2 separate regions of the Homo sapiens genome follow, and region 1 is linked to region 2. A link is a loop called in an ENCODE intact Hi-C map of the cell type or tissue named here. Cell type or tissue: Panc1. All regions are shown on one strand. Links, peaks and the distances in the headings refer to the core of each region. The heading gives the core; the rest is flanking DNA.

Region 1 (16,834 bases), core at 9,341-11,840, 120 kb before region 2:
CATACTTATGTACGTTTCTTTAGTAAGTTTAGTTTCTCAAGTCCATTACCATTTCCACTGATTGACTGTTCTATTTATTTTTATAATAGTTATACACCAGAATGCTTATGGGATTCATTTTCTTTCTAAGAGTGTTAAAAGGGTCAGTAATCCTATTAAAAATATTTCTCTGGAAAAAATTAAATTATAGCCTTGTTGAAAGAAATTCTCATTACTGCCTCAGACTCTTGGAAAACATTTGGAAACTGTTAATATTATAGCATAATTCTCACTACAGTACATTTATGTTGATTACGTTTTGTGGTTTTTTCTTTTTTAGAGCAACTAGGTTTTTAAACCGTGGTACATGTTTGATAGTAAAGACAATGTTCTATCAAAATGTTTAAAGAGACATATTAATTATTAGTTTTAAACGGCCAATTATAAGTGAATTCTCAATAGCACCTTCAGTTCAGGAGGGTAAATCAAATTCTAAGATATGTATTAGAAAATTAGCATGCAGATTTTTAAAATAATTGGTAAAGACATTGTTATGTTGTTGACATTGTGGACAAAGATAAGCAGCTAAGTTTCAATCTTTTGTGTCTCAGTTTCTCTGTGAATGTAACTAATTTATAGGACTTTCTAGAATATCTGTTTAAAAGGAAAAAAAGGCTTCTTTCTTCTTGCCTGTCATATTGCTATCATGTTTTCTAGGTTATAGAAACACTGATGTGAATACTTATATTTGATTTTTTATTTAATTAATTCATTAATTAATTCTGTGAGTGTCTTGTTATGGTCCAGATATCATTTTAGGTGCTGAAGATTAAAAAGTAAATAAAATATAGTTTGTGTTCTCAAGCACTCATAATCCAGTGGTAGAGATAAATAAGCAAGCAGGAAATTAGACTAATGCATGATAAGTATCACAGTGGAGACTGAGAGCTTATAGGAGGGCCACCCAGCCTGTGTTTGGAGGGACGGCAATAAAGTCTAGTCATCAGAGGGGCTGCTTGAGATGAGTCTAGGATAACTACTGAACCCAAACTTGCCTTGGGCTTCAAGACATTAAGTAGAACCAGGAAAGTTTGACAGAAAAGAGCTGAAACTGAAAGATGTTAAAATGCCTCCATTGGTGATGGTTCTTTGGGTCACGGTTGCATTGATTTTAGTACTGATATATCTCTATCTCCTTTAAACACTACGTCTTCAAGACGAATATGTAGCCTTGTTTTAGTAAAGTTTAGAGTTACTTCTTTTTTTGTTGTTGTTGAGTTTTCTTTTTTTTTTTTAATTATACTTTAAGTTTTAGGGTACATGTGCACATTGTGCAGGTTAGTTACATAGGTATACATGTGCCATGCTGGTGCACTGCACCCACTAACTCCTCATCTAGCATTAGGTATATCTCCCAGTGCTATCCCTCCACCCTCCCCCAACCCCACCACAGTCCCCAGAGTGTGATATTCCCCTTCCTGTGTCCATGTGATCTCATTGTTCAATTCCCACCTATGATTGAGAATATGCGGTGTTTGGTTTTTTGTTCTTGCGATAGTTTACTGAGAATGATGATTTCCAATTTCATCCATGTCCCTACAAAGGACATGAACTCATCATTTTTTATGGCTGCATAGTATTCCATGGTGTATATGTGCCACATTTTCTTAATCCAGTCTATCATTGTTGGACATTTGGGTTGGTTCCAACTCTTTGCTATTGTGAATAATGCCACAATAAACATACGTGTGCATGTGTCTTTATAGCAGCATGATTTATAGTCCTTTGGGTATATACCCAGTAATGGGATGGCTGGGTTAAATGGTATTTCTAGTTCTAGATCCCTGAGGAATCGCCACACTGACTTCCACAATGGTTGAACTAGTTTACAGTCCCACCAACAGTGTAAAAGTGTTCCTATTTCTCCACATCCTCTCCAGCGCCTGTTGTTTCCTGACTTTTTAATGATTGCCATTCTAACTGGTGTGAGATGGTATCTCCTTGTGGTTTTGATTTACATTTCTCTGATGGCCAGTGATGGTGAGCATTTTTTCATGTGTTTTTTGGCTGCATAAATGTCTTCTTTTGAGAAGTGTCTGTTCATGTCCTTCGCCCACTTTTTGATGGGGTTGTTTGTTTTTTCCTTGTAAATTTGTTTGAGTTCATTGTAGATTCTGGATATTAGCCCTTTGTCAGATGAGTAGATTGCAAAAATGTTCTCCCATTTTGTAGGTTGCCTGTTCACTCTGATGGTAGTTTCTTTAGCTGTGCAGAAGCTCTTTAGTTTAATTAGATCCCATTTGTCAATTTTGTCTTTTGTTGCCATTGCTTTTGGTGTTTCAGACATGAAGTCCTTGCCCATGCCTATGTCCTGAATGGTAATGCCTAGGTTTTCTTCTAGGGTTTTTATGGTTTTAGGTCTAACGTTTAAGTCTTTAATCCATCTTGAATTGATTTTTGTATAAGGTGTAAGGAAGGGATCCAGTTTCAGCTTTCTACATATGGCTAGCCAGTTTTCCCAGCACCATTTATTAAATAGGGAATCCTTTCCCCATTGCTTGTTTTTCTCAGGTTTGTCAAAGATCAGATAGTTGTAGATATGCAGCGTTATTTCTGAGGGCTCTGTTCTGTTCCATTGATCTATATCTCTGTTTTGGTACCAGTACCATGCTGTTTTGGTTACTGTAGCCTTGTAGTATAGTTTGAAGTCAGGTAGTGTGATGCCTCCAGCTTTGTTCTTTTGGCTTAGGATTGCCTTGGCGATGCGGGCTCTTTTTTGGTTCCATATGAACTTTAAAGTAGTTTTTTCCAATTCTGTGAAGAAAGTCATTGGTAGCTTGATGGGGATGGCATTGAATCTGTAAATTACCTTGGGCAGTATGGCCATTTTCACGATATTGATTCTTCCTACCCATGAGCATGGAATGTTCTTCCATTTGTTTGTATGCTCTTTTATTTCCTTGAGCAGTGGTTTGTAGTTCTCCTTGAAGAGGTCCTTCACATCCCTTGTAAGTTGGATTCCTAGGTATTTTATTCTCTTTGAAGCAATTGTGAATGGGAGTTCACTCATGATTTGGCTCTCTGTCTGTTGTTGGTGTATAAGAATGCTTGTGATTTTTGTACATTGATTTTGTATCCTGAGACTTTGCTGAAGTTGCTTATCAGCTTAAGGAGATTTTGGGCTGAGACAATGGGGTTTTCTAGATATACAATCATGTCGTCTGCAAAGAGGGACAATTTGACTTCCTTTTTTCCTAATAGAGTTACTTCTAAACTGCTGAAAGAAAAAGGCAATTTCTTTTAATTGCCTTCCACACCAGGATTACCACATGATCCCATTTGGGAAGCATTTGCTCCTACCTTTTAGAGTGGTAATTACTGCTCATGTTGCTGTCACACAGAGATTGTATAATTAAGAAGCCAATGACTTAGAAATTGACATTAAATCTTTTCAACTCCATTTTATGACATACGGTAACTGTCGGGAGTTACAGTAGTTATTTCCAAATCTCTCTTTCTCTCTCTCACATGCCTAGGATCCAGCTTTCCAAGTGATTCTAGAGTTTTTATATTGCCACATAATAACAGCTTTCTATTCACTGCCATAGTTGTCTACTTTAACCTGTTTTCTTCTGTGTAGATCAAAGATTTTATTTCAGATTTTGATATGTAATTTCATTCTTAGTTTTCTTTATGCTATTCTCATTTCACTTGCAATGCTTTGTGCTTTTAGCATTTTATTGTTCTTTTAACATATCTTTGAAAAAAATTCCTGTCAACTCAACCTCCCTTTTTCTCTTCATACTTGTTAATATTTGAATTGACTTTCCTATTAGGTAGAACATTGTGTGTCTGAATGTTCAGGACAAATGGCTATGCCTGTGGCTTTATAAATTGCTGGAGGACTGGCCTTTGATAGTTCCAAACTCTCGGAGTTTCAACACCGTTGAATAGGTTTCAGTTTTTCTCAGATTTTAATAATATTGTATAATCATGAGATTAATCTATATATACTTAATTCACATTGAGTTATTTAAGGAGCGATGCCAGTGCTTTTCCAGCATTACAAATTTCATGAATGGTGTAGTAACCGTATGATTTGTGATCATACAGGCCTGCACTGTCCAACACAGTAGCTACTAGCAACATGTAGCTATTGAGTATTGGAAACATGGCCAGTGCTACCCAGGAACAGAGTTTTAAATTTTAATTACTTTAAATTAATTTAAATTTAAATAAAAAAACTGATATTCAATTCATTTATTAGAAAACTTTAAAAGGTGTTTGGGACAACTTGGGTAGGTGAATCCGTTTCTTTAAAATGTAAACTTTATGAAATCTAAATACAGATCAAGTATTTCTGATGAAAATTTACTATCTGAATTGAGACATGCCATAAGCATAAAACATACACTGGATTTTGGAGACTTGTATAAAAATAGAATGTAAAATATCTCAATATTTTTATATTGACTATATTTGAAATGATAATATTTTAGAAAATTGATTTAAATAAAATATATCATTAAAAATGATATTACTTTTTATTTGTATATTTATTTGTATATATATTTATTTATTTGTATATTTATTTTTTTGTATATTTATTTATTTGTATATTTATTTTTAACATGTCTACTTGAAAACTTAAAACCACATATGTAAGCAGCTCTACTATTGACAAGTAGTTCTCAAACTTGGCTGAATATCAGGAGACTTTTGTGATGGCAGACTTTTATGAAAGTATAGATTTCCAGGCTTTTGGCTTATTAAATGAAACTATAAACTTTTATATAAACTTTATATATAAACTTTTGGCTTATTAAATGAAACTATAGCAAGGGGTCTAAAATTTTTATATTCTCAAGGCTCTGTAGGTGATTCTGATGTACCACTAGTTTTGAGAACCACTGATTTAGGCTACAGATTCTCATAAGGCAGTCTGTTAAAAAGCAGGACTGTCTGTACTGCTTTAAAATACCAGATAATTGCTTAAAGTGTGTTTCTGTTTCAATTGTAGAGTTGGCAGAGACTGTCTAGTGCTCTTTATTTTAGATTCATTTATGGATATATTGCTAAGTATTTGTCTCGAGTAACTTATTTAATTGCCACCATGATGCAAAGAATTAGCTATTATTCTTCCTTTTTATAGCTCAGGGAACTGAAAGTCATTGTAGATTAAATAATTTGCCTGAGGTCAGATAGGATTCAAACTCCAGACATCTGACCCTCCTCTGTACAATTATACCTCTCTCAGAGAAACATCTGGGAGTGAGAGATTATTAAAAAACAAGTCTAATATTACTACTGATAGCAGCTAACATTTATTAAGTTCTAGGGATTAATGCTTAGCTCTTCACATGTATCATCTCGTTTAATCATTATAATGACCTAGTGAGTTCTTTCGTACATTTTAATTTTTATCATTTTATTATTTTTAACTTACAGATGAGGAAACCAAGGCATAAAGTTAGGTAGCTTGCTATTGTGGACTGAATTGTGTGCCTCCCAAATTTACATGTTGGAGCCCTAACCCCCAACGTGGACTGTATTTGGAGATAAGGCCTTTAAAGAGATAATTAGGGTTAAATGAGGTCATAAGGGTGGGCCCCAACCCAGTATGACTGGTGTCCTTATAAGAAGAGATGGAGTTAGACTATGGTCCTAATCAGATTTCAAAGCCCACACCCTGAACCACTTTGTTCTCTGCCTTCCGTAGGGCATCGGGCAGTTCTTCTCAAGACCTGGGGTCACTGGTGTGTAGATAATATATGCCAACAGGAATGGATGTGCTACCTCAAAATACACTTACCCTGTCTTCTCTAGAGTATCATCAGCTCCATACAGCTGGTGTCTTGTGGGTTTTCACCACTATTACACTAGTGTCTAAAGCAGTGCCTGGTGGGGCAGAATGTGTAGATGCTTAAATATTGGTTGAATAAATGCAGTGAAAAGAAAAGAAGAGAATACAGAATGACAGGCTGGCAGACAGGAGGGCCTTAGGTACAAGCCTGAGGAACACCCACATTTAGTGGATGGCACAGAAGGGAGAGCCTGAGAAGGAGGCTGTGTAATGATGCTCAAGTTTGGATTTTGATATACTATGTAATTGGGAACCATAGTAGAATTTTAAAACAAACAAACAAAACCCATTAATACACATTGCTCGTGATTTTGAAAGGTAGAGCAAAGAAGAAGTAGAGAAACATCTGGAGTCAGGGAGACTAGCTGAGGGCTAAGGAGAAGTACGTTGCTGGAGGTCTGGACTAGGGTAGTTGGGGAGAAAATGGAAAGCAAAAGGGCCTAGGAGACGCTGCCAGTGAAGGAATGACTGACAGCACTTAGTAACAGGGTACTGGCAGAGGATTAAGGAGAAGAAAGAGTCAAGGAAGAGTCACAGGTATTTTGCCTGGGAGATACTGAGGCCCACAGAGGCCAAGTGACTTCTTCAAAGTTACACAGTTCTCATTTCAGGAGTCTTTTAATTTTTTTTTTCTTTATTGAGCGTTCGTTCTGTCAAGAGCTTAGAATCTTGGGTTGGGATTTGGTTTACATTTCTGGACTGATAAATTTTGAGTTGTCATTTCAGCCAAAAGAATATCACTACTCATACTTGACAGCTTCTAAAAAATGTAATTAAAAATGAAACCGGTGACAGCACATAAAACAACACATTTCCGAAGTTGACGTATCATCTTGGTCCCCAAAGCTATTTTGAATTTGAATATTAGCAATGCATCTTTAAATTTCCATGAGGGTGCAAAGAGAGGCTTTTCCCAATCTGAAGAATGAATTTAAAATCTGCTGTAGAAAAATACCAGAGAGAAAAATATAGAAAGCAGCTGTCCCTCTTACCAATTTCAGAGCAGGAAAGGAATTTCAGTAGAGCATAAAAACAGCTTTCTCTCATAAAAGAAAACACAACAAGAAAAATAATCCTTGCTGTGTAGCCTTTTGCAGTTATTTTCTGTCATGTGTTAGATAGAGACCAGAGGGCTTAACATTGTTTTGATACCCTTGCATCTGGCAGATTGCCTGTCAGAGGAAGTTGGAAACGAACTGACCAGCTTTATGCTTCCAGGTGGCACTGAAGCCACATTTTCAGTGCCGTTGTTATCAGTCATTTAATTCCCTACTGAATATTGAGTGGTGTTTTTAGTTCACAGGCCATTTGCAGTGCCTTTCTGTTTCCTTTTTAACGTTAGCCACATTAAGAAAAAAAAGGCAACTCGGGAAGCGCTTTTGCAAATGTGAATTTAACAGTAAAGAGAAGATAATTGAAAATATCATGGCAAATAGCAATAAACTTACTTTAACTGAAGACATAGGCCATGGGGATAATGTTACCTTGAGAGAAATTTGCAGAAGACGTCATATAAGGACTTGCTAATAAAAGTAACTAGGCAATTAAAAAAATTAATTAATCTTGCATCCCAAGGGAGCGAGTAAGGAAGCGGTGTTATTTTAAAGCTTTTTATTGATGTGTTTTTTAGTATTGCCAAAAAGAATAAAAGTGTAAGAAAAAATGTTGATAGTTTTATATTGAACATAAATTCAGTAACTATGTGTATGTAATCTCTTTATCACAACATAACATCAAACATCACATAGAACACTGAAGGAAAAAAATATTGAATGAAGTGAACTAATTTATAGCAGAGTCCTGTGGAGGAAACAGCATCAGCAGCATTAACCTGTTTTTTCTCTTTGGGGGAACATCTGCAAGCTGTAATTAAGCAATTTTCATTTGTTTCCCTATTTCTTTTGTCATCACTAAATCACTACACTTAGGGAACAAATTGACAAATTATGAAACACACAAAAATTGCTGGTTCAATTGCAGAAGGAAATTTCCCCTTTCAAATTATGACAGATTTTGAGCTGATCAAGCCATTTTGTTTTAGATATATTAGCATAAACCTTCAGCTGAAGTTGTTATAATTCATATTCATTTCAACATGAATATTTGGTTCATAGATAATCATTTGTTTTTTGTGACTGCTGGAGTTTACATGTAATTGGATAAGGAAAGAAAATGTATTTAAATGTGCATGACATTTTGAATTATAATCATTAAATTTATTTTTGGCAGTGTTTTTAATGCACAGTATTTTGTTCCAATAATTACCTTTTCTAATATGCGTTCTCAGTGAAGACATGGGAATTAAAAATATGTATTTTTCATACACATAAAAGAATCATTTTCTTTGATTCTTTGAAAAGAATGAAATTGTTTGATTTACTTGAAAAGATACACATCTTTTCAATTTATTTATATTTGATATATTTTATGTATACATATAAATTAGAGAGTTGAACTTTTGTAGACAAATGGGATTTTAAACTTTTACAGAATGAAAGAGAACTACTAATAGTTAAATAAACTTTTAAGGTGGTCATTATCAATCTTTAAATAGCCAATTTAAACAATATTAAGTGGGTGCATATTTGTTTTATATGCATTTCTCTTTAACTTGAGACATTATTTTTATTCGTTGTTGCTAAGTGTATCATTACTTGAAGGGAAAGGGTAAATTGTTCCACTCAAAACTGAGGTGGTCATAAGACAGTGTCCTTTGATTCAATTGAATGGGCATGTTTCAGATCTGAATGGTTTTAGCAAAATGTTCTTTTAGCCGTGAAACAATAATATTTTCTTTGAAATGGTCAGCTAAACCCAAAGGGATACAAACAGGAAACTTTATTTTAACCAAACTCTTATATGAAAATCAAACCACAATCTGTCTAGTATATGATTTTTAGTGTCTTTTTTTTCCTTAATTTGGATTCGTTCCAGAGGAGGTACATTTAAGTGACGCCCATCAGCTTACTCTTCTTGCAGTTCATTGCATCCTTAGCACAGAGAGGAATCATTATATCATTTTCATGTGTTTTCCAGACTTAATTTGCCTTTTGCATTCAATTTTGTTGTATATGAACTACTGTTTAGAAGATTGGGGTTGTAGGGAGTCATCTGAGTGTTGAGTTTAGTCCCTAATTATAGTGTCAATCCAGGTCTTCTTGCTAATGTTGAGGTCATTTCAGTATTGATGATTCCTTCTGTGTTTTAAGCATTGAGCTAGAATCTGGGAATACTCAGATGAACAAAACAGGGTCCCTACCCTAGAAGAATTCATCAGCTGATATGTCATTCCTATTGCAATCTGCTTATAAAGGATGGTGTGATTCCCAAATGCTCTAAATGTGTGAAGGCAGAATAGCAATCTATATGTTTATAGATTGTATAGTTAGAGGTTGATTTGGCAAGGCAATATTAACTATTTGCATAGTATTGATGAACATCATATCCAGAATATTGCCATTGGTTTTGGGGTCTCAGTTTTAGATTGAATAAACAGCCTATGAGTTAATAAAATAACAATAAGAATGATTAGAACAGTGGATTTTCAGACTTTTTCCTTCTTATTTTACTTTAAGCTCTTGTTCTATTTTTTATTTTTTTTTTTGTGAAGGCTCTCCTGGAGTTTCCTGATAAAATGAGAGAATGTGAAAGACATATATAATTTAAGTCTCCTCTTGAACTGCTCTAATCCAACATGCCAATGTTTGAGTCCTATATTCTTACAAATGTGTTCAGCAGATGTTATTCTACTTTAGAAAGTTTGAAAACTTCTTCTAAGAAGTATTTACTTTTTAAAAAAGAGGGAAAAATTACTCCTCCTAACTTTCTCCAGTGTAGGTGAGTTAAAGAGGTTGCCTTAAGTAAATGCAACTTTTTGTGGTAGGCAATAGGACATGATCTTACGGTGAAGGAAAATCTTTTAGGTTGCAGATATTTAGTTTTATAAATAATTTACTATGTTGCTTTTATAGTTCTCATTTTGTTACGGGCAGGGCCAGTGTAATGGGAAGGGACACTTCAATCCTTGGATTCAGAAGACCTGGGTACTAGTCCAGGCATATACTAATTTCTTAAGACCACAGGCCTGTCACTTACTCTCTGAATCTGTAAATCAGGGCTAATTCTGCCTGTTTGGTATGTCTCAAATGGTTGTGGTGAGAATCAGATGAAATACACATGAAAGTATTTGGTAAATTTTAAAGACTTACTCATGTGTAAAGTTTTATGATTGGGGTTCTATTTCTCTGATACGAAAGAGAAAAACATCAAGGTTAAATATGAAAGGAATCTTGAATGTAAATATAAAAAATGTAAAATATTGTCTACAGTGTTAGTTGTTTATACCCCATTTCTTGAAGTAGTTAAAACCAACTATGTATAGTACATATTGTATTGTGTACATGTACGTGGTATATTGTATGGTGTAAGAGTACAATTCAGGGAATGATCCTACACTGGCCTCTGGTGGATGGATGCAATACTATGTCTCCACACAATCATCAGGCAAATGTATTTACATGCTTTGACCAAAGATGAAGTATCAGATTCTTCTTTTTAATTATCATTGTTAGATTTTACTTCATGGAATCTTTACTTGGGAATTTTACCTTATGTACAAATCACCTGGAAGGTACTTATTAAAAAGTAGATTCCTAGGGATCTTGCCCCAAGATTCAGTAGTTCTACTAGTGTGCAGATCAGAAACTTTGACTTTCAGACCAGCTTTGAGAAAATACTCTAAATGAAATCTGGGAGGAGTTTAGGGAGATAAATGAATTTTTCAACACTTTTTGTCCATTTTTGTATATATTATATTTTTTTATGAATAAGGTCTGTAGCTTTCATGAAATTGTGATACTCCCCCCCCCACTCAAAGCATAAGAACAATTATTTTACTTTAAATATGACATTTTTGTTGAATGTCACCATTGTATATTATTTAAAAGGCATTTTGACAGTGAAAAAGGATGATGGGTTATAGGAATAATTTTACTGTGATCTTGCTGATCGCTAATACAGAGGCTAGGATATTATAGCTTACAGAATTTTAGGGTGGGCTTTAGTTTGGCACATGTTCTGTCCCAAGTCTGAAGGATTGTAGTGCATGTGTCATAGGTCAAAGCTACTCCATCACAGGGAAATGTCCTTGCTACTTCTGTCTATTGCTGCCAGAACTGTGTTCTCTGTGAGTGTTTTGCCATTAGCAAGTACACAGACAAGAGACTAGGGAGACCACACAGGCTGTGGAGGCATCTCATTGCCTGTACTTTCAGGAAATGCCCCTCCAATCATTTCGCTGTTTCTGGTAACTTTTCTGTTGTATATTTCGTACACGAAGGTACTTGGTAGTTTTAAAGACTTACGCAAGAGTAGAATTTTATGATTAGGGTAATTATTTGTGATTTAAAAGAGGGACATCAAAGTTAAATATTAAGAGAATCTTGACCTACAATAGAAAAAAATGTAAAATTATATATATGTGTGTATATATATGTGTGTATATATATATTTTTTTCCTCCTTCTTCATTATTTCCAGGAAAACCACTTTAAAAAGGAAGAAGATGCATGTAGGTATTCTCCCTAGATTGAGGATTAGAAACTTCGTTGGAAGAAATGCTTTTTTGCCTCTTCAAATAAAAGTATAGTTTTTAGTTTTTTTGTTCATAGTACAAAAATTAGAAAATACTCAGAGGTACCAGCACCCACACACCCATGCACACACTCACACCCACACACCCACAGTAAAACAATAACATACTCTTTCTATAGCAGTAGAATTTTTATCTACTCTATGGCCAGCCAAAATAAAGATTACATCCTAGTCTTCCTTGAAGCTGGGTATAGTCATTTGACTAAGTTTGTGTCAATGAGATGTGAGGGGCACTGGTATGTGCAACTTCTGGGTCATATCCTTAAGACACGTGCACTATTTCTTTTTATCCTTTTCCTCCTGGCTGGAAATTGGGAATCATTACAACAACTCCTTTAGACCCAGACATGGAGGCCATGTGCTTACGATGACAGAAAACTCCAGCAGCCTGAATCCCTGGGTCATTTCATGGAACAAAGCCTACCCACCTTTCCTAAACTGTTACATGAGAGAGAAATCAAATTCTTGTTTGAGCTGCTCCATTTTTTGTGCTTCCTTGATATGGTAGCTGAAATCAGCCTTAGCTAATTACAGAGAAGTGAGGTGTGTGCTTTCTTTTTCCTTTTCTTCATCCTATTGCTTGGAACAAGGGTGTGGGGGGGTGTCATCCTGGACCATGTGGAGAAGGTTGGTGCTGTAGTCATGGCAGAGCAGAAAGATAGAAGCCTGGGTCAGATGACTTTGTGGAGCAAGGTCATATTATCCTTGGATTATCTATATCTCTTACTGTTGCATGAGCGAGAAATAAACTTCCACTTTGTTTAAGCTGTTGTTACTTTAGGTGTCTTTTTATGTAGGCAAACTTATATGCAGTTAACTAATAAAGTCAGAGTCTATTGTCCTATAGATAAACCATGGTTGTATACATCCTTTCTGAAATTTTTTATGTTTATTAATATGTATATATGTATTCAGTTATTAGTTAAGAACATGGAAGTTGGAGACAACCAAGATTTGAATCTAAACTCTGTTACTTTCTAACTAGGTGGTCTTGGGAAACTTACTTAACATTTCTGAGCTTCAGTTTTATCATGTGTAAAATAGATATAATAACTTCTACTTCATTAAGTTGTTATTAGGATTAAATAAAAAATATATAAAATGCACATAAATATGTTTATTTATATTTATATTACCTGAATTATTTTAAAGGCTCAACCTAATATTTTCATTCATTTATATATTCAGCAAATTTATTATAATTATTTTATGAAAGTGGGCTTATGCTACACATAGTTTCTGTAACTTGCTTTTTTCCCCTCACCACTCTACAGATAAGAAGTAACTTGCTTTTTCATGTAACATTATATTATGAACACCTCATAGCAATAAATATCATTTACCAGTGTTTTGATGACTTCCTGGTATTCACTTGTATGGATATTTGTTTAGCCATTCTCTTTTTGTGGGACATTTGAATTATTTCTAATTTTTGGCTATTACAAATGATGCTACATTGCACGCCCTCATTCATTTGGTAAATGTTTGTTGAATATCTACTATGTGCTAAATGTTACTCACAGAAGTGAACAAAAGACACAAAGATCATTGCCTTCAGAGAAATTGTATTCTAGAAGGGGGAAACTGAAATTTGTATTCTAGAAAGGGGGAAAACAACCAGAGCACAGTATAGGGAATCATGAGTGCTGGCAGGAGGATTTAGGGTTGCAATTTTATATAGTATGATCTGGGAAGGTAAAATTTGAATAAAGTTGGAATGAGGTGAGTCTGCAGATATTTGAGGCCCAGGGAACAGCGAGTGCAAAGGCCAGGTCATAGCAGCACCTGCCCAGCTGAGGACCAGCAAGGAGGCCGGTGTGGCTGGAGTTGCATGAGCAACGGTGAAAGGAGTGTGGAAGCTGAGGTTAGAGGGCATGGAGGTAGGGAAAGATCGGGCATGGATAGCTTTGTAGGTCCTTGCAAGGGTTCTGGCCTTTGTTTATTTGTTGATTGATTTTAGTACTAGCGTCTTTGCACCCTTCTTACTTATGGCCTTTGGATACATTTCCACCCATGGAAATGCTGGTTCAAAAATCTGCAAAAATATATGTCCTCGATTAAATAAAAATGTTCAAGGGAATAGATCAGACATTTTTGGCTTTGCAGTGAAATCCTCACCCACGTACTTAATCATTTCTTTCGGATACATTCTTAAACATGGAAATGTGAGCTGAAAGATATGTAAAGTGTTATGTCTTTGAGTGAGTAAAAATTTTAAGGGACTAGATTATATGTTTCTTATAAGCAGAGGCCATGTCATATAATTTTCTTAACTCTTTTTCCAGCCTGGCAGAGTGTTAAGCACATAGTGGACTCTCAGTGTAGAACTTCCTGGTTGAAGGGCTGAATATAAATCTACATTTCAATCTTAATTGTTACCCATCTTTTAGAGTGGAGAATGAACATTTTACTTTACAGGAACTGTGAGTAAGTTCCTGACAGTGAGATCCCTGCTCTCCTTAGGGATACATTTTTGTGGGAATAGACAAGCAATGAACAATTTAGGAAGGTAATTTCAGATTATTTCATATAAATTTGAAGAAAACAGGCCATGTGATAGAGAGTGACCTGATCCTAGGACTCTGATGGTATGGTGGAGATAAGGTGATTAGAGAATTATAGCCTCAATGAGCATCAGCATTTCTACCATTGGGTGTGGAGGGAAGTTAAACTGCATAGTTACCCTGTGGTTTTATTTCATCATGTGGGGCAGCATGGAATTGGATTAGTAATGACAGTCCTTAGGTCAAACTCAGTATCATAATTAAGGGGGTACAGAATGTGGAAACACTCCAAATGTTTATCAACTGGTGAATGGAAAAATAAAATGTGGTACTATTCATACAACGGACTATTATTTGACAATAAGAAGGGAAGTGCATACTCCAACAGACAAACTTCAATAAGGTTATGCTAAGAGAAAGAAGTCAGGCTCAAAAGACCACATATCATATGATTCCACTGGTATGGAATATCTAGAAGAGATAAATACATAGCAACAAAAAATAGATTAATGGTTGCCTGTGGTTGGGAGTAGGAACAGGGAGTGACTGCAGATGGGCTCCAGGCACCTTTTTGGGGTGATGGAATGACCTAAAAATGGAATCGTGGTGATGGTGGTACAACTTTGTATACTTCCTAAAAATCATTGAATTGTACACTTAAAATGAGTGAGCTTTGTGGTGTGTAAATTACACCTCAGTAAAGCTGTGGGGAAGTGGAGGTATTGTTCATGGATACTTAGATACTTAGATCCTCCCTGGGTTCTTCACCAGATAAGCATGTGTCCTTGTGATCCTGGGTTTGGCTCAAGAACTAGGAGGATCCTGCTTGTCTGTAAATATTACCTATTAAGAAAATAAATCAGTTGTGCATAGACTTGTAAGTTTAACGTAGAAAAGGGCTGTGGTGCAAAAAAGAAACAAACTTGGATGTAACAGATTCTACCTTGTGTTGATATTGTCACCAGCAGCTGTTGCTCTGTTAGGAATTCTGGAGCCGTAGGAGGCTATGCTCAAATATGCTGCATCTGTTCCCAGTGTGGGCCACCTCTTTTGTGGTCTTGACTAAGTTAGTTGGGAAGGTAAGCTCATTTTATGGGATGGGTATGTGTGGCCTCTTGGCACCAAACTGTTTTCTACTTGACAGGTTGTTATCATGCTGTATTTGCACCCACCATCACAGAGATTGTTTAAAAAAAAAGTTATCTAGGGCATGCCAAATTATATGTAAAAGTATAGTACAGATTGCAGTGGAAAGATAACGTGATGATTCTGTGATATCTGGAGAGGAAACATAACCAGTTGGAGATAGTGCCTTCATTTTTGTTTTAAAAACAAAAGAGAACTCACTTGCGAACTCTTTTTTTTTTTTTCTAAATTTCTTCAGGCCACCATAGCTGAAGCTCCCTTTACTTCTCACCTGGGTTACTATGGTAGCTCCACACTTTCTTGTCTCTAGTACCTGAACCACTTTGATCCATTCTATCCATTTGTCTTCTTAGAGCACAGCTCTAATTGTGACTCCCCAGGATGTAGGTCAAGTACAGAGTTTTTGTCGGGCCCTCCAAATATACCCCGTCCATGTGTCCCCAAATCTTCCTGGAATAATCGGCGATTCTTACTCAGGCCTTGTGTGTTCCCACCTTGAGGGCTTTGCTCATGGAATTTTCCCTTTGTAAAATGACCTCTTCACAGTGCTCACCTGTTGAAATTGTAGCTATCTTTCAAAGCCCAGCTCAGATGCCTTAGTCCTATGTGAAGCCTTTTGTGATTCTGCCAAACCAATTATGATTTTACCATTCTTTGTGTTTCTATCTCTCTTATATCATCTGCCATCGGTGCCTTCTCTTTTGGTGGTTTGCATGTATGGCTTAACTTCCTAGTTTGTAAACTCTGTGAGGACAACAAGGACTGAGTCTTAACTGTCTTTGTCACCTTGCATATAGTTGATGACCAGAATATAACTTTTGGATTGAATGAGCTCCGTAACTCAGCCACCACACAGAATTTTTTTTTCTGTCTGAAAATAAGCTTTCAGAAACATTACACTCTGTTCATATTTTTCTCTCTGTAAGTGCCTAACACTGGACATTTCAAAAGTTTCAACTTACTGCTATTGTGTCCCTCATCTGGCATTTTTCACACACATTTTTCCAGACCAGGGTTGTGCATTTGTGCCTTGGCAGGTTGATGGCTATGACTGTGAATAATGAGTCAATTATCATCCAGCCTCAGGGAAAGCACAGTTATTCCTGACTGGCCAGACTGAGGTAATCCTCTCCTCCCTGTGCCCTTTCAAATGAGGAACATAAAACAGTTGGAATTCAGAGCACTGCAAAGGGAATTTAGACAAAGCATTTGTCTGCCGAATTTAGCTTCTTTGGATTTATTCTGATTTATGATTGATTGGTTTTTAAATTGCTTATTTAGTTCGAACGACTATCGCTCCAGGGGAGGCCAGATAACAAGGAGCATGTGATCAAGAAGCAGTGGAGTGAAGTAGTTTGGCTGGACAAATCAAGAGCAAATATTATTGTCCAGAGAAACATTGCTCTAGGCAAGGAGTGTAATGCAAAAATCACACCCTGACTTTCAGAGTACCCAACCTTGTTATAAGCATGATTGCTTATCCCCTATTCTCTTTGCAGAAGGATTTTTGCAATTGCCTAGTGTTGCACAGAATTGTCCCCCTATGAATTTTTCTTTCCTTCTAGCAATATATTCAATATCTCCTCTCAACTGAGAACATGCTCTTGATTTATATTGCTGTTGACCAGAGTGTGGAAGAACAGACACTCCGAGGTTGCTGGCAGATTTGGTTGTGAATTCTAATGTTGGTT
Region 2 (16,834 bases), core at 8,343-10,842:
AGCCTAGATGGTAGGTAAATTCTCCCATCCTTTGCTCAGAGGTTTTTCACTTCTCCATGACCTCAAGATCTATCTCATCTTCACATTTGAGTCCTGGGTTGTTGCTGGCAAAAACTTTGGTACTGTATATATATTTTTGGTTTTCTGTGGGGGTTGATGATAATGTAGCCAGCTCACCTCTATACCACCATTTTAAAACCTACTCTCAGCTCCTTGAACACTCCAGGAGCTTCGCCAACTCTGGATCTTTGTATAATCCCACTCCGCTGCCTGGAATAATCCTCCACTTGGTCCTTGTATATCAAAATCATTCTCATCCTTTGGGTCTCAGACTAAATGCTATCCATGGAGGACTTTCAATCCAACATAAAATATCCAAGATAGCTGTTTTACTCAGATGTTGGCACCTGGCTGGAATGACTGGAATAGCTAAAGCTTGCTTGGCCTCTCTTTCCCCATATCCTTTTCTAAGCTAGCTTGAGGTTCCTCACAACATGGTACTCTCAGGATGTATCTATTCACATGGGAGCTAGCTTCCCCTAGAACAAGTATTCTAAGAAAGAATATTGCTACTTCTTTACAGTCTGGGTGAAGCATCACTTCCGTCATATTTTACTGGTAAGCACAGTGTCAGAACCAGCCTAGATTCAAGGGGAGGGGACATAGACATTTCCCCTCAATGGAGAGGAGTATCAGATAATTTGTGGACAAGTTATGCTATCACAGGGCCCTTCCTACAGCCTCCACTGGCACACAGTACTTGCCTTCCCATGACATTTAAACTGAATTGTAACTGCCTTGTCTTAGTGAACATTGTGACTTCCAGAGGCCAGCACAGCACCATTGATAAATATGTGTTCAATGAGTAAATGAATGAATGAAAATTAAGAAGGTTTGCTTTACATTTTAGATATCCTTAAGGTTCTGACAAACAGGAAACCCTTGAAGCCACGAAGCTTCATGAGGAATCAAATCTTTCTTGTTGACTGTTACTTCCTCTGTATTGGCACAGTACCTGGCAGGTATATTACATCCTCAATAGCTGTTTGTTGAATGAATAAGTGAAAGAATGCATGTCTATCAAAGCTAGTTCCACTTCCCTTTCAAAGGCACCAATGTCGATTGTTTGTAAGTAAACCTCAAGCCATTTTTGCTGTACTAGCTGCAGAGCCAGCTCCATTTCTGTACTTCCTATTCTTCTTATATCTCTAGCCCCAGATAACTCTGGGGAGCCACATCCCCAAGGACTTGACATTATACTTCACACGTGTATTCTCAGACACTTGAAGCAGGGGTAGAAGTGGAACACTGTTTTGAAATTCATTGAGCTCAGAAAAAAATGCCTTCAGAGCTAAGAGGTCTGTCAGTTATAATGTACAGACTTCTGGAGCTTATTTAGCCTTTTCTTTTAGGGGCACATTGGAAAATAGGAAATTGGAGGACTTGTAGAAGGATGTGGTAAATGTGATAAGCATATGAAGCTCTTTTCTGTGTGCTCAAAGAGGATGCAAACAAGGACTATATGAACATTGCTAGGGGTCCTGAGGGGCTCAGAATTATAGTCAATTCTTGCAGTGGTATTTTCAGCTCTATATGATGGTTTCTTCTTGGGGCTTTTTACTCTAGTGAGTTTACTTTTGAGTACTTTGGATTCAGAGTTTGCTCACAAGGGACCAGGACAATTGCTTGTAAAGGAAGGGATTCCTCTGAATCTTGAGCTTTGGTTTAAACTTCCCTTTTGAGCTTTAGACCCTTATATCAGACTGCATACCACAGATCTCACCTGGATATCCCACAGCTATTTCAAACTGCACTTGCCCAAAATAGAATTCATTCTGTGTTCCCACAATTGAGTTCTTATTTCTATAGTTTATATTGAGATCAAAGGCAGCAGCACCTTCCACACAGTCATCTGAGCAGAAGCACAGATATCATCCTTCAAGCTTCCCTAAATGTTGGTGGTAATAGATAATATTTATTGATAGCATCCTATGTGCCAGGTCCTGTGCTACGTACTTTATGTACATCAACCCCCTTAGTCATCACTGCAGCCTGTGACTAAGATTGTGTTATTATCTGCATTTTAAAGCTGAAGAAACAGGTGACTGCGAAAGTATCCCAACAGACCTTTTTGCCTGAAGCTCTTCTCAGATTTATCTACTGCATGGCAAGCTGATTTCTCTTTTAAATAAGCAGACCTGCATGTACCATGCCCTTCCTTACAAGCTTCACTGGCTCCCCGTTGTCCTCAGAATGTAGCCCAAACTCTTAGCCAGGAGTACAGCACCCTTTATTACTTGGTCACTGAGCACCCATCCAACCTCATTTCCAGTGGCTCTTACCTTGGCCCCCTATCCCCTCACTCCCATGTTGTAGCCATGTTGGATACTTGCCAGCACTTGAAATATGCATATTTTCCAGCCTCATTTAATTCTTCATCCTAAAAATACTTTGGGGGAGCCCACCATATGCTAGGTACTGTCTTAGGCACTAGTGCTATAGCTGTGAACAAAACAGATCAAGGCCTGCCCTCATGGCACTTGCATTCTAGTGGAGAAGTCAGACAATGCACAGGCAAATAGCTACATAGACCATGTACTGTCCGAGTCCTGAGTGCTGTGCAGGGAGATAAAGCAGAGAAAAGGGGCAGAAAGTGACAGCAGGGTTCTATTTTATTTGAGATGGCCAGAGAAGGCACTTTGCAATGGCCCTGAGATGAGAACTTGCCTGGAATGTTTGAAGAACATCAAGGAGGCCAGTGTGGCTGGGAGGACGTGGAACCAAGGGAGGTCTCTAATATACCAAGGAGCCCATCACGTAAGGCCTTGAAGGCATGACCAAGACTTTGGATTTTATTGCAGGTGGGAGAGGAAATTATTGCAAGTTTGAGATGAGGGAGTGATGGAATCTGATTGGTATTTCACAAGGATCATGCTGATAGCTGTGTGACTGTTGAACAGACTGTAGTGGGGTAAGAGTGGAAGGAGGGAGACCAGGTAGGAGGCACCTGTGCAGCTCTTGTTCCCATTTCAGGAATATTCATTCCCCATGCCCTTCCTCACCTTTGCCTGGTGACTGCTACCCAGCTTTCTACACCCATCTCAGGAGTATCTCCATTCAAAAATCTTCCTCAGTTCTCTTCCTCTCTATCCTCCTGATGCAGAATTTTATGTATTTTTAATAGTATGTAATCTCACTATTTTGTGGTTATGTATATATCTGACTTTCATAATTAACTGTGAGGTCAATGAATCCTAAAGGGTGGGATCTATTTCTGTTTCTTGCTTTTCTTTGTGTTTCTAGCTCCCTGGCATGGCACCTGATAGTGTTGATAGGAATCAATGAGGATTTGAGAAATACATGAGTGAATGAACAAAGGAACAGCTCATCTGGCTGATACTAAACATTCAAATGCTTATTTGATTGAACAAATGAGGGTTCAAATAATTCCATTCAGTCAAAATTGTCTATGTATTTATAGGCCAACTTTAAAATGTAACTTGCATATATAAAGGCATCAAATTTCAGAAATTGTTGTGGAAACTAGATTTGTGGAGTCGTGGAGAAGTCCTTTTGAATACAGTGCTATCTGTTGAAAAGAGCTCCAGGCTGTCAGCTTATTGACTAACGTGTTTTGTTGTTGTCATTTTTTTTTGTTGATACATAAGGATTGTACATATTTCTGGAGTACATGTGATATTTTGATATGTGCATACCATGTGTAGTGGTCAATAGAATATTATTGAGCCATAAAAAGAAAGAAATCTTGTCATTTGCAGCAATGTGAATGGAACCAGAAGATACTATGTTAAGTGAAATAAGCCAAACTTTGGTCATGATTTCCATCACTCACAGCAGCCCTGGAGTACCAGCACACTTAAACAGTGCAACCAGGATCAGTCAAACAGAACCAGAACCATTTAGGTTTATGTTGTTATGGATTTTTGCAAAACTCCCTTTAGATTCCCATGGGTGGAGTGTGACTTATGGCTTCTCAGATTATTCATTTGTTGAATGGACTTCAGTGGGTTTTCTGTAAGCCCCTGCCTTGCTTAAAATAAATCTGATATAAGCAAATCTTTTTTTCTTTTTGAAATAACAAAACAAAACAAATGACTGAAAGGTGATTTATTTGATGAATGAGTTAAGAGATTATAGGATTCCTTTAACAAGCCTCTTGAATGCATTTAAAATGATGTAATTTGTTAAAGAAAAACATTTACATGGAACTTCTAAGGGCCCAGAAGTTAGCAATTAGATTTGAGCAATTCTAACTTGGACAGTTTCCATCAGCTATACTCTGTGGGTGTCTGTACTAGACAGTGCTCTGCTGATATTGAGGGGAGTCTCAAAGGAGTAGAAGAGGCCAGATTCTGGGTCTCCATCTAGACCTGCTGTGTCCAAAATGTAGCCCCTAGTCGTATGTGGCTATTGTGCCCCTGAAATGTGGCTAAGGCTACCAAGGAACTAAATTTTTAACTTAATTATAATTCATTTTCATTTAAAACGGATATTTTATTCCATTATTAGAAAACTTTTAAGTATGTTTAGAACAACTTTGGGTCTGTGGGTCTTTTTTAGTTATAAATTTTGTATACTTTAAATATAGATCAACTATTTCTGATTTTTCTGATGAACATTTAGTGTACCAATTAAGATGTCCTGTAAGTATAAAATGCACACTGACTTTGAAGACTTTAGCACAAAAGGTTGTAAAATATCTCACCAATGCTTTTTATACTGATTACACATTGAGTTAACATTTTGGATATGTTGGGTTAAAACATTTTAACAGAATTAATTTCATTTGTTTATTTTTACATTTTAAATGTGATTATTAAAATTTTAAAATTACATACATGCTTATTACATTTCTACTAAAAAGTGCTGGGAGTCTGTGCTAGGTATGCCTATTACCTCTGCACTATCCATATCCTGTTCTAGGTGAAACCACACAGCACAATGCACTGAGAACCCTGGCTTGGTGATCCCATCTAATTAGACCAGCACTGGGCAACCAGGATTGAGAACCAGTGTTATGATATTTGCTTACTCACTTGGTCCCTGATGCAGGCTTTTTCTCTATGGGTATAAATAAGACATCAGAAGAGCTCTACCATCCCTCCCAAGAACTTCTTAAGTAGAGCCAACCAAATTTTCTCACCTAAGGTTTTGGAATCAAGACACAAGTCTTGCTGGTAAGAAGCTGTTGGACATGGGACTCCAAGGCAATGAGTTAGAGATAGCTTCCTGGGAACCCAAAGCCTTGCTTGGGGAGTAAGAGCCTTAGAGGATGCCAGTATGCAGTGTGGAGAGGGGGCCCACATGCAGAGTCCTGAAGCTTAGGGAGAAACACAGTGGAGACTTGGCTACACCTCCCACTTGGGGTTTTGTGAGATTCTCTTGTATCTTTCCCATAAATCCCCCTTTGTTTAACCTAGCTTGAGTGGATTTCTGTTTCTTAATGCTAATGATTTTCACACAGACAAACATGATTAGGGAAACAAGTCAACTATCAGGAACAATAAAAAAGCATCAAAATTTATAAACACTGAAGTTAGAGGAATGAGTATGTAAGTGCTGGCAAAGATAATGTGGTATGAGGAATAGTCTGAAACAGTGGTCCTCCAAGTGTGGTCTGGAGGACCCTGAAACCCTTTCAGTGGGATCTCCATAAAGTCAAAATTGTTTTCTAATTATACCAAGCCTTTATTTGCATGTCTTGCTCTCATTCTCTCATGAGTGAATAGGGGAATTCTCCAGAAACAACATGATGAGTGATATAGCGAAAGCTTAGATGCAAAAGTATCTACGAGAACCCAGCTGTCTTCTATTAAACCATACATTAGAGAGATTTATAAAAATCAAATACAATGCCATTCTTCTATTTTTTTGATTCTTGAAAATAGTTAATTTTATAAAACTATGTTAACATGTAAATGGTTTATTAAATATGTTAAAGTTTCTCCATTTTAATCACTAATGTTGTAAGCATTGATGGATAGAACCCACATATACAACAGCTCTTTGGGGTTCTCTATAATTTTTAAGAATGTAAATGGTCCTGAGTAGAGAATAGTAAGATAAATCAGTGAAGAGTTAATGGAGGGAGAACTGGTTTAGAGTTGCCCTGAGGTCTTATTTTCTGTTTATAATGCCTGTGTCTAAATAGGGGCCAAGCAAGGGTATGATTACAGTGGTTCTCAACCCTGACATCAAAATCACCGTGGAGGACTAGAAAAATACAGATCTTCAGGCTTCTGTCCCCAGATATTCATATCATAAGGTCTGAGAGGAGATCTAGGAATCTGTATTCTTAAAAAGTGCCTCAGCAGTTTCTTTGCACAACACGCAAAAAGGAACAAAGAAAAGACATCATTTAATTTCAGAGAGATGGGCTGTGGATGATGAAAAGCAAATGAGGGTGCCTGCTCCCACCTGGCTGCTGGCCTTTTTCTGGCAGCTCTGTGGGTGAACTGGGAGGCATGAGGCTGGCTGTTGAGGTCAGAGGGGACTGCATGCACCAGGTGGCCCAGCCTCACCTAGCTGCCTCTCTGATGGCCTCCCTGAACTGATGCTGTGGATTCATTCGCAGGTGCTCAAGGGCACACCCTGAAATCCATGAACCCACCAGAGTTGAGAATGGGAAAAGATGAGATACTGCAAACACAAGGTAGTTCCTGTGCCTTGTTTCTAAGCTTTAGCTCTTTAAAAAATGTTCTTGAGACTGGAAGTGGATTCTGAAGCAGAGGCTAGCTATAGTTCAGGAGGCAGGCTGGAATTTGTCATTTGTACAGTAAGGTAGCAGAAAGTTTTCTTGCGAGAGATTGAGAGAGAGAGAGAAGTTCTTGCTTCCTTAAAAGAAAGGAGACCCCCCCACCCCTTCCCTACCTCAATATCTTGCAGACACGTACTGATTTCTTCTGAGGGCTTAAAAGGTGCTGTGTTTACCTCCCCTCTGCTCTTACGTCCATTCACAGGAAGTCAACGGGAGGGTTGGTGTGGAATTTTCTTCTCACTGTGCAGTGATACATTGAGATGGATTATGGGCTTATTTTTGGCTCCCTGGAATGTTTTCCTTTCATTTTGTTTCTTCTGGAAGCAAATCCTGCTTTCCTGGGCACAGGGATACTATATGATTCAGGACTGTCCATTCATAACATCCTATCCTTGGGAACAGGGGCACCACGTGGCACAACTCTAGTAACTCCAAATGATTTCACTGACATGCACGTCAATGTGAATGGCGCCCCCTGGTGTGGCATGATAGGACAGCCCTGCCTTGGAAATGGAGCGGTGGGAGTACGTCGCAGGAAAAGAAGCAGAACAACCAGACTCTATTTCTAGAATTAACTTAGGAAGGTTGGGAGACAAAAATCTCTTTCCACTAGGGTTGCTAAACAGGGATGCAGAGAAATGAGTTTGGTTGTCACCTTCCTATCCCACAAGATTGTTGTGGGAGAGAATTATGCCATCATACCCAGCAGGAAACAGACACTGAAGACCGTGAGAGAAAAAGCTCTGATGACATAGGTTGAGCCCCTGGATCCACTGAGCCTGAAGTGAGAGCCATTTTTGGATTTTTAAATTCTATGAGTCTATTAAGCTTACGATTTTCCTTAAGCAAGTTCAAGTTAAAGTACTGACTAATGTCTTTTGTTTTTTTTTGTTTTTTTTTTGAGACGGAGTCTTGTTCTTGTCGCCCAGGCTGGAGTGCAGTGGCGCGATCTCAACTCACTGCAGCCTCCGCCTCCCGGGTTCCAGCGATTCTCCTGCCTCAGCCTAGCTGGGATTACAGGCGTGCGCAACCACGCCTGGCTAATTTTTTGTATTTTTTTAGTAGAGACGGGGTTTCACCATGTTGGCCAGGCTGGTCTCAAACTCCTGACCTCAGGTGATCCACCCGCCTCGGCCTCCCAAAGTGCTGGGATTACAGGCGTGAGCCACCGCGCCCGCCCAGCCTAATAGACAAGTGGATATTTGTATGCAACTTGGTGGGATGCAGACATTCAGGGAATTTAAAAAACCTCAACAACTCAACAGCACATCCATACATGCCAACTATCCCACAGATAAGACACTTCTCATTTTATCATTTTGAGCAGACTGTTCATTTAGATTTTGTTGGCTGCAGAGAAGAGGTTTAATATAGGCATGATATTCATCATAAACAGAGTAAAGTGAAATGCTAGCACTATTTGAAAGTATGATGTCAATTAATAATAACAATATAAGAAAATCTGTATAATATTTTACGTCTTTGTTTTCAGAAAAAGATTTCCATTTCTAAATTTATCTCACATTTTACATGCATGATCATGTATAAATATGTATTATTTGGTGAAAATGTCATTACCTGATTAAACAGGTTCTGTAATTTTCTGGCTCCATTTAATTTATCTCATGGCTTTTATTTTCTTTTTTTAAATGATTGATGTGTTGAGAATCACTTCAAGCATTTTGTTGTCATTTTAATTTCTTTTCCTTGAATTATCTGTCATGCTTTGTCCACCACTCTTAGATTAACTTATAAAGCATATTAACAATTTTCCCCTAATCTATTTTGTAAATATTTTCTTCTAAAATTTCACTTACCTTCATGTAAACTTCTTTGTTTTGCTATCAAGAATGCCATTCTTATTTTCCACTGATTCTTCTAATTGCAACATGGTATACCTCATTATAAAGCAATCGAATGATGTAGTGGCACATTCTCCATTTCCGATGGTCTAGACCAGTGCTACAATAGAACATGGAAGTGTCCCATATCTGTGCTGTTCTTTTTTTTGTTTTGTTTCGAGATGGAGTCTTGCTCTGTCACCCAGGCTGGAGTGCAGTGGCGTGATCTCGGCTCACTGCTACCTCTGCCTCCCTGGTTCAAGCGATTCTCCTGCCTCAGCCTCCTGAGTAGCTGGGATTACAGGTGCATGCAACCATGCCTGGCTAATATTTTGTATTTTTATAGAGACAGGGTTTCACCATGTTGGTCAGGCTGGTCTTGAACTCCTGACCTCGTGATCTGCCTGCCTCGGCCTTTCAAAGTGCTGGGATTACAGGTGTGAGCCACCATGCCCGGCCTCTGTTCTGTTCAATAATTAACTACAGGTCACTATTGAGCTAGTGTAACTGAGAAAGTAAATGTTTAATTTTATTTGATTTAAATTAGATTTGAGTAGCTTCTTGGGGTTAGTGGCCACTGCATTTTTCTGTTACTCTATTTTGCCCTCAGCTTAACGCTGGAAAACAGTTTCATATTAAGCTTGAGAGAGAGAGGAGATAAGACAGAGGAAAAAAGTCGAATGGCTGATCTGCTTGTCTGGACGTGGAATGAGAGTCAGGAAACTCTGATCTCAGGACCAGACTCCTTACTGACTATGGGATTTGGTAAATCATCATACCCTTCATCCTGGAAACAGAACTGACATCCTAACGCAGAGGCTGGGGTATGCATTTGGTGTTAGAAGGGCTGAGCTTGAGATATGGTTTCACTGCCAAGTGACACCATGAGGTCACAAATTTCCCTTCTATGGCTCCACTGTCCAGTGACTTTTACTTGTTGCTCTTTTACTTTTCTGTGGTTTAATATTCTACTTCCCAATTCAGATATTGAGAGAAAGTGTTAAATGGCTTTTGCTTGGTCTAGTCCTTTCCCTTTGATGCTATAATGCAAACAGCTTTATGGGCTCTCTGCTGGGTGCTGGGGAATGTTCTGGGCTGCCATCTGGAGGGCAACTGTTGAGGTGCACCTGGTCCCTCTGACTTGGGTGAAGAGGTGGAAGGTGACATACTGCCACCTAGTGTCCAAGTGTCCATAATGCCTAGGGACATTACAAGTCTTGATTAGTAACATACTATCCTGTAGTCTCCGAATAACTACGTGAGCTAGGCAGTGGTTACTGTGATATGAGTTTTGTGATTCTTATTTTACAGATGAGCGAATGGGTCCTAAAAGCCACATAGTCAGTGGAAGAGCTGATCCTGGAAACTGGCCCCACTGACTTCATCGTATCATGGTTTAGGTCCTGCAGTATGTGGCTGCCTGCTGTGCAAATGCATCAGATGCATACCCAGCTACGTACCTAATTGTTGAGGTGCCTCAAGTTGTGTGTGTGTGTGGAGGAGGGGGATAATGGGAAACAGTGGATGACTGAAGGCTGAATCTGCAGTTATAAAATGAAAGAAAATAATGAATATAATAAACGAAATTGGGATTATGGTATTTAAACATCTCATCAATCAGTCATCAAATGTTCAGCCTAGATCAGTAGAATTCCTGGATGCTTCAGTGAGATAGGTATTCAAGACCACTTCAGTGTGAATAGTCTAAACAATAATGCCAATGGCTTCCAAACGTCTACAGTGGTAGTTGCTGCTTTTGGGGTCTCATTTCCCCATTAGCACTGGACTGTGAAACAATGGCTTACATCTGTAAAGGGATCAATGCCTCTATTCAGAAATCACAGGAGCTCAACGCAGGAATAAAAAGTGATCTTTATTCCCAAGTGTCAACTCTAATTGATTGGCAGTGGCTTTTTGGAGAACTGGACTGCACTGAAAAGGACTTGAAGGGGTTTGGAGTAGGGAAATATGCCATTAACTGGTTAGTGATGTTTGCCAGAAGGACTAGGTTATGGAGTTTATTAGGGCAGGACTGGCTTATGCCTGTTGTATTTCCTGGTCTGTTCCAATACCTAGAATGGTGCCCAGCACATGGCACATAAATATTTGTGAAAGGAATGAGCATTGGAGGAGAGGAAATGATGCTATGAAAGCTAAGCGTTTGCCATCCCTGGTAGAGATCAGGGAAGAATGAGAAATCCTAGGAAGCCCTGCAGAATAGTCTTTTTAGGTGTTGGGTCTACTTCTTATCTCCAGCAAGTTGCTCCTAGATCCCTACCTTGTCCTTCCAAGCCAAGGGAGGAGCAGCAGCTGGAGGTGATATTACAAAGTGCCTTAAGGTACTCCTCACGTAAATCTGGTGCTTTGAATATTGATGCTGCAATTGTTTTGCTACTCCTTGCTTGCAAGCTCCCTGGTTCCTTGTTCTCTCTTTGCATTTTGGATTCCTCCAATCTCTCTGGCTCTTTAATATGACACTCCCTTTACTCTTACCTGATTACCCTGTTCCAGCCCACAGTGAGGCCTGACCACACTACTAGAAATAATAACAGCCATTTATTTAACAAATGTTTACTATGATCCAGGCGTTATACTTTATATATCATATGTCATTTAATCCTCACAAGTGCCTAACGGGATAATGACTTATTATTTGCTGATGAAGAAGCTGAAGCACTCAGACACCAACTTGCTTAAGGCCACACAGTGAGTAAATGGCAAAATTCAGGGCTTTCTGACTTCAGAGCCCATATGCTTGACCATTATATGATACTGTTTATGAGCTCACACTGAGCTGTTTGGTCTTGATCCATGGCTAGACTCTGATCTCTGAGAAAGTTATGAATGACCCTCCAAACCATGATACAGTCCCCCTTGTGCTGGTAAGTAATGCATCTACTCAGAGCTGACACATCTCCTTTTGTCGGCATGCGGAAGCCACTCTGGACAGCTCACAAACTGTAACCCCCCCTAGATTCTGTGCCTGTGCTAGAAATGCATCTGCTCAAACAACAGGCATCCCTGGCTTCCCAGCCCTCCTAAGCAGAAATTCAGTACTTAACAGCCTCTTCTAATCATACAGTGTGTCCAAGGACATCCTAAGTCATTATTATTGTGCTTTCCAGCAAATCTAATTAAATTCTTGTCTAATTGTTGCCTGTCAGTGCTTCAGTGTTCTCCTTCAGGAAGCCAATCAAGGGACTTTTGCACAATCACCTTTGGAAGTGAATTTCAGTTCTTACCAACTTTGGTAGCAAATTCCTCCTTATATCTAGTTCAGATTACTCTGGACTTTTAGGGCCAATTTTTCCTCATGTTACTTTGCTACAAAAAGGAATGCTACTGATCTTCACCTCCTTTTCATCCTTTATGGAGATAAAGATCTCAGCTTGCTTTCCTTTGCCAAATTTTTAAAATAAGAAATCTTTTTTTTTTTGCTTAATCTTTTATTTTAGAGTTGTGTATTGATTTTCTATGACTGCCATAACAAATTATTACAAACTCAGTGGCTCAAAATTTAGGTCAGGCATGGTTTCTTATGCCTGTAATACTAGTACTTTGGGAGGCTAAGGTGGGAGGATGGCTTGAGCCCAGGAGTTCGAGGCCAGTTTGGGTATTAAAGTGAGACCCTATCTCTTAAAAAAAAAATAGCCAGGCACAGGGGTATAGCTTCAGCTACTTGGTAGGCTGAGGTGGGAGGATCGCTTGAGCCCAAGAGTTTGAGGTTGCAGAGAGCTATGATCGCATCACTGCACTCCAGCCTAGGTGACAAAGCGAGACCATTTCAATTGGGGTTTGAGGTGATGATTCGAAATCTACTCCTGAAATAATGAAAGGTTGCATTTTATAAAATGTTCTCATTTTCAAGGTATTTCCAGTTTTCCCTACCTATGGTAGCAAAATATAGTGCTTAAGAAGCTTGGGTTTTTAACCCAGTTGGACCTGGTTTCAAATGGTGTTTCCACTACAAACTTACTGTGTAACTTAGGGCAAGTGGATTAGCTCCACTGAGACTCAGTTTCCTAATCTATAAAATGGTATTGATAATAACACTTGCCTACATTGATAAGGCATGTTTTGGTTTTGCACAAAACCAAAAAATTGAAATCAAATTATTTGAGCAATAAAGTCCAGGAGCCATAGTAGCGTAAGGCAGTGCTTGGTCTGGGATCTTGAGCCCGTTTTCTCATTCTTTACTTCTGTGCTCTGTGTCCTCATTAATGGCTCTCAACTTGGAAGGATATCTTCTGATGTGCCCAAAGTGTCTGCTGGCACATAATGGGGCCATGTGCTCCATGTTCAAGCTCTGCAGGAATGAAAGAGATGATCTCAACATTCATGGTGAATTACTGAGGTTTCTTCTGACTGTACTGCTGAGGTCTTGTCGGCCCAATCAGAGAACCAACCAGTCACTGTGGTGAGGAACAGAGGGTGTGTAAACTGATTAAGCCAATCAAGATCCACCCCTGGAACTGGGGTTGAGGTCATTGCCACAAAACCACATGAGGGCAAATGGCAATGAGGGGTTGCTTTTCATAGGGAAATTTAGAGCATTATCAGGAGAGAGGGGGAATGGATGCTGGGTAGCAAATAGCAGCAGGTGTGTCCAGTTGGCTCCTTCTCATGAGATAATGAATATAAAGTATTTATTACAATCCTTGGCATGTAAGAAATGCCCAGTAAATATTAGCTTATTTACTTATTATTTTTCTACCTCTTAAGTGCGTGTGTACTCTTAGAGTTGTGTTTTGGTTTTCTATGACTTCCATAACAAATGACTACAAACACACACTATATATGTGTGTGTGTGTGTGTGTGTATACACATACACTTAAGAGGTAGAAAAATAATAAGTAAATAAGCTAATTTTCTTCTACCTAAGTGTGTGTAGAAATAAATACAATAAATAAATTATTAAATAAAATAAGCTAATATTAGTGTTTTACCTCTTAAGTGTGTGTGCACACACACACACACACACATATATACATATACACACACCTAAGAAGTAGAAAATACACATTCCCACAAATGATATGTGTACATGTAGAAAAAGTAGAAAGTACAGATAAATAGAGCAAGCACCTTTTATTGCTTTTATTGACAGCATTCCTCTTGTGGGAAGAGGGCTCAGGACAGCCTTTTTGCTGATAGGAAACTGAGACCCTTAGTGGAAAGAAGACTTGCCAAAGTTCACTTAGTGGAAGGATGGAAGCCAGACCCTAGGCCCCTTGGCCCCCAGCCCAGCTGTCTTTTTCTCTTGATTGCCTTGCTTTCATTAGCTGTGCTGCCTTTTCCAGGTGCCTTTCTGGAGCTGGACTTGGCAGCTAAACTGACAATGATGTATGTCCCTAGGAGTCCCCAGGAAGGGGACTTTGGAGCCACTATAAACACGCGGGGTAAGGACAGCAGCTACATCTGGAAGCCTGCAGAAGCTTCCATTCCAGGAAGTGCTGTCTGCTACGCTGTCCCTGTGTGTACCCCTTTTGCTGTCATAGTCTGCTTCAAACCTGTCAAAACATGAAAAACTGCCTATTAGGAGGCCGCTTCCAGCTGTTCTGTTCTATGCTCACTTTATAGCAATTTCCTCCCACTTTCTCCAAATGTTTCCATTAGGGAGGGAAGGGTCCCCAATGTAAGATTGCTCCCTGATGTTAGCAGGACACAAAATAGCCAAATGTATGTCAGAAAGCTGAAATCAGTTATTGCTGACAACAGTAATAGTGGTGTCTGGAATATGACCTAGTTTATTGCTCAGCACCTGGTCTTAGTTGATAAATTTTTTTTGAGAGACCAACTGGTCATGTAGGCATCCAAAGCAAAAAACAGCAGTGTGGTTATGGTAGGTACAAGTTGAGAGAGAGATAGAGAGAGAGAGAGAGAGGGAGAAGGTGACAGGAGAGAGCACAGATATGCTGATTTATTACCGGTAACAATTGCTACCATTCATTAAGTGTCAGGCACTGGGATATGTGTTTTAAACACATGTTCTTGAACCTTTACAACAACCATACAAAATAAATATCTTTATCCCCGTTCCAGTGATTAGAAAACTAGGGCCCAGAGAGGCTAAGCAACTCACCCAAGGTCACACAGCTACTAAATGAAGAAGCCCAATTCGGACCCAATTCTGTCTGATTCTAGAGCTCTTTATACATTATGCTACTTCTTGTTTATCATATTCAGCTGGTGTCTTCTGGGTCACTTTCCCATGAAAGTACTACTAAAATGATTTCACACACACACTAACCAGTCATAGGCCTTGCTTCTCATTGGGATTAGTTTTGAGTAATGGAGGGTTCCTGTAATGGGAGTCTGGAGATGCTGAGGGGAAGGGCACGCATGCATGCTTGTGTGTGAATATTAATTGTGTCTTTCGTAGTTGCAGCCTAGATCTGTAAAAATGTTTTATTAACTGTGGTCCTATGTCTCTGCTGGCAACCCACCGTAATCCCGAGGCAACAGGCTAGAAAGTGACGAATGAGAATAATTTCTTGATCGATGGGGCTGTTCTTTGTGGATTTAAAAGGACCTTGTTAAAATGACAGAGGCTCATTTTCACACTGTATCTTCAATGTCTAGATAGAAAAACCCTAAAAAAATGAAACGTTCAAGATCCTTGGAGGATGGCCTCTAGAGCCAGTTTCTTTTCTGCCCCAGCACTCTAAGCCAGGCTGAGCCAGCAAAGCTCAAATCCTCAGCTGCTCACAAAATCCACTGGTGCCCGATGTAGTTCTGGACAGTTGTTCTGAAATGCCTCACCTGCCCTTTCCTTTTGCTGTCACGCATTGCTTGCAAATGTCTCCATCTCTGCTAAATAACCGTTTAGTGTTTAAACTCCTGGCATGTGCCTAGCATTGTCTCTCTCTCCTTTTGCTAATAGCTGCACTCAGTGTTGGGCCCTCTAGGGAAGTGGACAATGTAGCAATGTGCATGGAAGTTAAGACCCATCTTTGAAATTAATTTGAGGCACTGATCAAGACTTTATGCCTTAACATTTGTTTTTCTTTTCATCAGGCATCATGCCCAAATTTTTATTCTTAGCCATTTATTTATTTTAACTTTGAACAGCTTTAATATTTGGAGAAACTTACAATATTTACATAATCCTGAGAGGGCTGACACCTAAGAGACTCAGCCATGATGCTTTTGAGAACTCCCTAAGCACACAGCTTCTTGGGAATTGGATTTATTTTATCTTATTTTTTTATTTATTTTATTTTATTATTATTATACTTTAAGTTTTAGGGTACATGGGCACAATGTGCAGGTTAGTTACATACGTATACATGTGCCATGCTGGTGTGCTGCACCCATTAACTCATCACTTACATTAGGTATATCTCCTAATGCTATCCCTCCCCCCTCCCCCCACCCCACACCAGACCCCAGAGTGTGATGTTCCCCTTCCTGTGTCCATGTGTTCTCATTGTTCAATTCCCACCTATGAGTGAGAACATGCGGTGTTTGGTTTTTTGTCCTTGCAATAGTTTACTGAGAATGATGATCAGGTGTCTGGGACTGGGAAAAGGCACAAACAGGCATCAGGAGAGGAAGTAGAGGAAAAAGACAACAAAAGAGACAAATATCCATTTCTCAATTTTGCAGCGAGGTAACCCTTTCCCCAGCCAACAGTTAGAGGAAAGTTCCTGACCTAAGGATCCTGTGACACAGACCCTGAGCGACTATATGGCAAATGCTGCTTTTGACAGGCAAGGCCAATGCTTCTTCACAAAGAGGTTGCACAGTTCCATCCCTGTCAGAGTAGCATCTGGAAAATGCCAACGACAGCATCCTATATATCCTCTTCCTTCTAGCTGGATGGATCCCAGAGCTAGGTGCTCACACAGGCTGGACTAGCAACTTGGTGCAACGGGAAGGAAATAATCTTTTTGACGGAGTATGAGAGGATCAAATGAAGTGAAGGATGAGACACGTTGCTGAGTCCAGGTAGAGTGGGCTCCTTTGTGAGTAACTAAGGCTCCTTGCTGCCACAAGAAGTCAGACTCTGGGCAGCCCTCCAAACCCTGGTAAGGACTTTGATCTTTATCCTAAGGAAAACAGGAAGCCATGTAAGTGTTTGGATTAGAAGATTTTGGGGAGAGTGACATACATTCAAATCCACTCAGAATATCTTACAGGGATGGTGAGGCCTCAGTGCTGCCCGCGTTTTCTATACCCCATTGGTTAGTTTTGGTTGATGCGGGTATTTGTT

Evidence for each region. Peaks named below come from ENCODE experiments on the same cell type or tissue, not always from the same donor. Only the 100,000 strongest peaks of a DNase experiment are listed, where the experiment ranks them.
Region 1: it touches region 2 in a loop (4-fold over the local background); 2 of 110 quality-filtered maps call a loop at or near these places.

What each region holds. Positions count from the first base shown.
Region 1 is chr11:36,612,656-36,629,489 of GRCh38, forward strand. The region is part of intron 2 of IFTAP (intraflagellar transport associated protein); the gene reads left to right. Among named protein-coding and RNA genes, the nearest start is that of RAG2, 23 kb to the left of the region's middle. In Panc1, for the core only: CTCF peaks have their summits at 10,311 (motif pointing left) and 10,513; a DNase peak (open chromatin) is centred at 10,276; H3K27ac peaks cover 702 bases.
Region 2 is chr11:36,737,508-36,754,341 of GRCh38, forward strand. All of the region lies in intron 3 of LOC107984326 (a long non-coding RNA gene), which reads left to right. Among named protein-coding and RNA genes, the nearest start is that of RAG2, 150 kb to the left of the region's middle. RefSeq lists enhancers at 5,618-5,797, 12,817-13,387. In Panc1, for the core only: CTCF peaks have their summits at 9,739 (motif pointing left) and 9,967; a DNase peak (open chromatin) is centred at 9,734.